2 separate regions of the Homo sapiens genome follow, and region 2 is linked to region 1. A link is an interaction called in ENCODE POLR2A ChIA-PET data of the cell type or tissue named here. Cell type or tissue: GM12878. All regions are shown on one strand. Each heading gives the region's core, and the rest is flanking DNA. Links, peaks and the distances in the headings are about the cores only.

Region 1 (2,914 bases), core at 314-2,813:
CCATGTGGAATTTATTTTATTTTTTGCCTGATTTTACCAACACCATTTATTATCCCTTGTGGAATCATCTTTGCCTTCTCCCTCAACCCTACTCCCAACCCCTAGTTCCTAGGGGCTATCATTCTAACTTTCCAGTATTTTGATATTATTTGTCTTTTTTCTCCTCTCACTGTGACCATCCCAGTTCAGGTCTCATCACTTTGTGCCTATACTCCCAGCCTCTGCCCTTCTCTGTCACCACCAAAACACTTTCTGCTAAGATAGCTCTTACCGTGTCACCTCCTTGTTCACTGTTTACAGCATAGTCTTTGGAGTTACTATGGGATTTAGGACTTATACCACTTGGGCCCTAATCTACCTCTCCATTTACTTTTCCCATTACACAGTCCTTCTCTTCATCAAACCGGATAGTCCACCAACTCTTAAAATGTCATGCCTTGTTTCATCCTAGCTAACCTACCACTTCTGCCTAGAATGTCCTTCCTACCTTTCCCTTCGTCCCTTTCTTTTTTTTTTTTTTTTTTTTTTTGAGACGGTGTCTCGCTCTTGTCGTCTAGGGAGTGCAGTGGCACCATCTTGGCTGACTGCAACCTCCACCTCCCCGGTTCAAGCGATTCTTCTGCCTCAGCCTCCGAGTAGCTGAGATTACAGGTGCCCACCATCATGCCCAGCTAATTTTTGTATTTTTAGTAGAGACTTGGTTTCACCACGCGGCCAGGCTGGTCTCGAACTCCTGACCTCAGGTGATCTGCCTGCCTCAGTCTCTCAAAGTGCTGGGATTATAGGCGTGAGCCATCGCACTCAGCCCCTTCATCCCTTTCTTTATCTCAATCCCATGTGCCCTTCAAGATGTGTCTCAAACACTCAACTTCTCTGCAAAAGCATCTCCCTCACTCCTCCTGAGCTCCTATAGCACTTTAATATCTTGTTTATATAAGTAGAGAAAAGATGGATCAATATATAGAGATATAGATACAGATAGATAGATATAAAAAACACAATTGTAGAGAGAAGGAGGAGTGCTATAAACATATATATCCCGAACTGAAGTGAATATTCTTTGAGGTCGGGGCTGTGGCTAATTAACATTTGCCTGCTCCCTACTTCTAGGTAGCACCTTGTACATAATAAATTGTTTTTAATAAAACGAAAATGTCTGGGGCTTAAAACGTTAGTGTGCATCATAATCACCTGAAGGGTTAAAACCAGTTTTCTGGACTCCACCCCCAGAGTTTCCAATTCCATGGGTTTGGGCCCCACCCAAGTTCTGCTAACAAGTTCCTAGATGACACTGATACATCTCCTGGAGTCACACTTTGAAAACCACTGCTTCAGACCGTTCCTCAAACCTCAAAGTAAAAGCCTTTAGAAAACCGGGGCAAAATGTGTCCAAAAGTCTCATGGACAAGAAAATCCTCTCAAACTGGGTGTCACCTAGTTATGTATAGATTTCATCCTGTCTACCCTGTCCAGCTCAAAGAGGCAGTGGCCCAAGGCCCCAGAGGCAGGTACCACAGGAACTACATCCATCCTCTGATCCTCGGACTGCCAGTCCAGTGCTGTTCAGCACACAGAGGGGGTCTCTAATCAAGGGCTTGGCAATAGAGGCCGAAAGACCTGACTGTACCCCAGTTCTGCCACTTGCTGTGTGCGTGATCATAGGAAAACTACTTCGCCCTCTCTAAGCCTGGATAACCAGGGTTCTTTGGGTGGAAGCAACAGAAAACAATTTGGTAAATGAAGCCAAAGAAAATGTATTAGAAAACAAATCAGTTCAAGGAACTAAGAGGAGGCTGGAGAGGCAAGCCCGGGCACAGCTCCGTGGAATGGAAAGCTACACCACAACAAAGCTGTATGCACAGATGGTCTGGCCATGACACATCTCGCAGCAGACTCTCCATGACCCTCCCACACCCAGAGTCCAGAGAGAGGCATGTGACTGACCTGGCTCACAGGGCCACAGCTGAGGGGAATGGGGCCCCTCCTTCTGGTCCCAGCAGACTATATCCAAAGGCAAGAAGTGACTTCTCAAATGGAAATCAGGAAGGGTAAAGGGATGTTGGAAAAACCAAACAGCAAGTGACTGCTCGCTAGCCTCTGTTTTATCAGTGATAAACTGGAATGATAGTAACCACTTCCTAAGTGATAAGATCTAACGAGGTAGCGTAAGTAAAGCACTTAGCCTGGCACATGGAGAGCGCCCAACAGCTACTGGCTGCCACTGTTATCACTGTTATTCATAATTACCTCCACCTTCAAAGGAAGGATGGTTTCCCATTCCCTAATAGCTCCAACAAGCTCCGAAGGAAACCTCAGTTAATTCTATATATGCCAGGAATTTGCATGAAGCAGCCCTACACCTGAGAAAAACCCAAGTGGGCTTCCCTGTATTCTTTTAGGCTTCACATACCCCTAACCCACTTTGCCTCAGATGCCAGACAACTAAGCTACACTAGAATCTAGCCAGCAAGTTATTTTAAGCTACATGCAGGGCTATGCTGGAGGACAGGTTGCTAGATATCATTGCGTTTCTGCTATAAAGGTGTTAAAAACTCAACTTTGGATTCAACTCCCATTAGCAAATAAACAAACCTGTGTGTCGCATCAGAGAGAGAAATTCAAAACCTCAAATCAAAAGAGGAGTTAAGGCCTCCTCCCACTCAGTTCTACATGGCCTCCAGCAATGGCAGAAAGACACAAAAGGGCAGGACTCTGCTCATCTCATCCTCCTTTGAGGATTCCCCAGCCACATTCTCTTTTCTCTTCCTTCAGCAACCTGAATCACAACCTACAGAAAAATGGAACCTTTCTCTCCAGGGTCCCAATTAAAAGCCAGACTCATTCCCTTTGAGCCACATCTCCCCACTGTAATTAATGAATTCTCTGCAACTCTTTAATGTCTATATCCCCTTCT
Region 2 (2,914 bases), core at 182-2,681, 170 kb after region 1:
AATGAGAGTAGTGAGAAAATAATCACTGTAGCTTGGACTTAAAAAAATGGACTTAGGAACATCCTTTTGAAAGCTAATCTGTTCATAGTCAGAGAAATTTCCATATTGAGGTAACAAATTTGTTACAGCCTTTAGCTAATCAAGTTTGAGTAAATACTGTGATGAAAAAACTTCAGCTCTTTGACGTGCTTTGTTAAATTTGTCATAAAAAAGGACAGGACTTATCATATTGTACTTTGACCATATATATTTCTGTATGCAAGAAGCAGTTTTTAGTGCTTTTATTTTACACTACTACAATAAAATATTTCATACACATTTTTATTACCATTAAAACATGTTTTCCCAGTCTGTTCTTTATGGTTTAATCAGAAACCAGCAAGAGTCACTAAAACTTTCTTTTAAACTTCCAATTATCTTAGGTATATTTTATCTCGTTATTCATAAATATTTAAGAGTTGATTTGCTTGCACAATGATTTTGCATATAACATATTTGGCAAACATCCTGTATATAATGGAATATGTATTTTGTACATACCATACAGGGTCGAATCTCTGGAAATCTGGACAGTTGTTGAACACACCTGACAACATATGTTCATATAATATTTTCTATACTTAGAGAATGCTCATTGCAAATTCAACAAAAAAATTATTAAAAACCCTTCAGTGAATGATAAAACACAGCCTATAAACCTGCTCCTGGTGTTATGATTTTATATCACCTTAGGAAATGCTGAAGCAAATGTAAAATCAGTATGTTCAGCTCAGTTTTTATTTTATTTATTAATTTATTTTGAGATGGAGTCTCACTCTGTTGCCCAGGCTGGAGTGCAGTGGCACAACCTTTGCTCACAGCAACCTCTGCTTCCCAGATTCAAGCGATTCTCCCACCTTAGCCTCCTGAGTAGCTAGGACTACAGGCATGTGCCACCATGCCCGGTTAATTTTTGTATTTTTAGTAGAGACAGGGTTTCACCATGTTGGCCAGGCTGGTCTCCAACTCCTGACCTCAGGTGGTCCACCCGCCTCAGTCTCCCAAAGTGCTGGGATTATAGGCAAGAGCCACCACGCCCGGCCCTCAGCTCAGTTTTTTTGTTTTCTTTTCTCCCCCCGCCCAGCATGATCTTGGCTTGCTGCAACCTCCGCCCCATCCCCCTGGCTGAAGCGATTCTCCTGCCTCAGCCTCCAGAGTAGCTGGGATTACAGGCGCCCACCACCACGCCCGGCTAATTTTTGTATTTTTAGTAGAGACGGGTCTCACCATGTTGGCCAGGCTGGTCTCGAACTCCTGACCTCAGGCGATCCACCCGCCTCAGCCTCCCAAAGTGCTAGGATTACAGGCATGAGCCACCGAGCCTGACCCAGCTCAGTTTTTAAAGTGTTCAAACTGAAATAATCTTACAGATGTTTTTCCTTGTGTTTTTCACAATTTATATACCTTTAAAATGTTAATTTTGTTTTCAAAATTTGTAGTCGTCGAGAATAAAATTTAGGCCTCAAATAAAACAACACATATGCAAACTATTAGGTCATTTCATCTCATTTACATAATTAAACCAACAGATTATACTTTTGCTCATTAAAGGGCTTGATTATTTCTTCCAGGCCATTTCGCATAATCAATTTAAAAGTCTCTACTGATATCTGCAGAGAACGTATTGGCTTTTCATTGTAATTCAGCCAGCTCTCAATTATTATGAATATCAGGAGGAAGCCTTTATTTCTTCAAAAGCAATGGTAATGTACAAGATATATAAATATGCAAAGGGCCAGGCGCAGTAGCTCACGCCTGTAATCCCAGCACTTTGGGAGGCCGAGGCGGGCGAATCACGAGGTCAGGAGATCGAGACCATCCTGGTCAACATGGTGAAACCCCGTCTCTACTACAAATACAAAAATTAGCTGGGTGTGGTGGTGCGTGCCTGTAATCCCAGCTATTCTGGAGGCTGAGGCATGAGAATCGCTTGAACCAAGGAGGCGGAGGTTGCAGTGAGCTGAGATCGTGCCACCGTACTCCAGCCTGGCAACAGAGTGAGACTCTGTCTCAAGGAAAAAAAAAAAAAAAAAAAAAAGCAAAGATCTACGGAATTTACTAGGAATCTCATTAAATCACTAGTTAAATTCTTTTGTAAACTGCTTCTTTTGTAAGTTATTTCAGCAACAGTAGCATAGTAGAAAATCTGTTAAAAAAAAAAAACCACTCTGAAGAAGAAAAGAAATCTCTTTTTTTTGAGACGTAGTCTCGCTCTGTCGTCTAGGCTGGAGCGCAGTGGCACGATCTCAGCTCATTGCAACCTCTGCCTCCTGGGTTCGAGCGATTCTTCTGCCTCAGCCTCCTGAGCAGCTGGGAGTAGAGGCGAGTGCCACCACGCCTGGCTAATTTGTGTATTTTTAGTAGAGACAGAGTTTCACCATATTGGCCAGGCTGGTCTCGAACTCCTGACCTCGTGATCTGTCCGCCTCGGCCTCCCAGAGTGCTGGGATTACAGGTGTGAGGCACTGCGCCTGGCCCAAGAAAAGAAATCTTGCTTGTTTTCCCAAACAGCAGACAAAGTATTCAAACCAGTTCAAATCAGCTCAGAATTCACTTCTAAAATAAGTAAAAATTTCCATTTGCTAACTTGGTTGCTAAAACCCAGGACACAAAAAGTGGCAAAGCAAGAAGGAGCCCAGCACTCTCCCCCAAAATAACTGAGAGTTGACTGCAATTACTTACCGGCTCTGGGTCAAATCCTATCTTTCGTGTTAACTCTGCTACCATCTTTTCATGGTAATCATCCAGTTCAAGGGGGTCCATGGGCCCCAGACCTTAATGGAAACATCACCTTATTATTTTGTTAGGGTAAACGAAGAACGACAGTTATATTACCCTTTATAGGAAAACTTACCCATTCCTTTTGTAATATAAT

What was found. Peaks named below come from ENCODE experiments on the same cell type or tissue, not always from the same donor. Only the 100,000 strongest peaks of a DNase experiment are listed, where the experiment ranks them.
Region 2: POLR2A ChIA-PET joins it to region 1 with 7 read pairs; 2 of 35 experiments call an interaction of 5 or more read pairs at or near these places.

What each region holds. Positions count from the first base shown.
Region 1 is chr7:24,969,599-24,972,512 of GRCh38, forward strand. The region is part of intron 1 of OSBPL3 (oxysterol binding protein like 3); the gene reads right to left. Among named protein-coding and RNA genes, the nearest start is that of OSBPL3, 9.1 kb to the right of the region's middle. RefSeq lists an enhancer at 1,758-2,413. In GM12878, for the core only: no CTCF peak of the experiment used is centred there; no DNase peak of the experiment used is centred there; H3K27ac peaks cover 1,506 bases.
Region 2 is chr7:25,139,520-25,142,433 of GRCh38, forward strand. It overlaps SPMIP4 (sperm microtubule inner protein 4), which reads right to left. Exons shown (of 10, transcript NM_138811.4): 9 at 2,722-2,813. Among named protein-coding and RNA genes, the nearest start is that of CYCS, 16 kb to the left of the region's middle. In GM12878, for the core only: no CTCF peak of the experiment used is centred there; no DNase peak of the experiment used is centred there.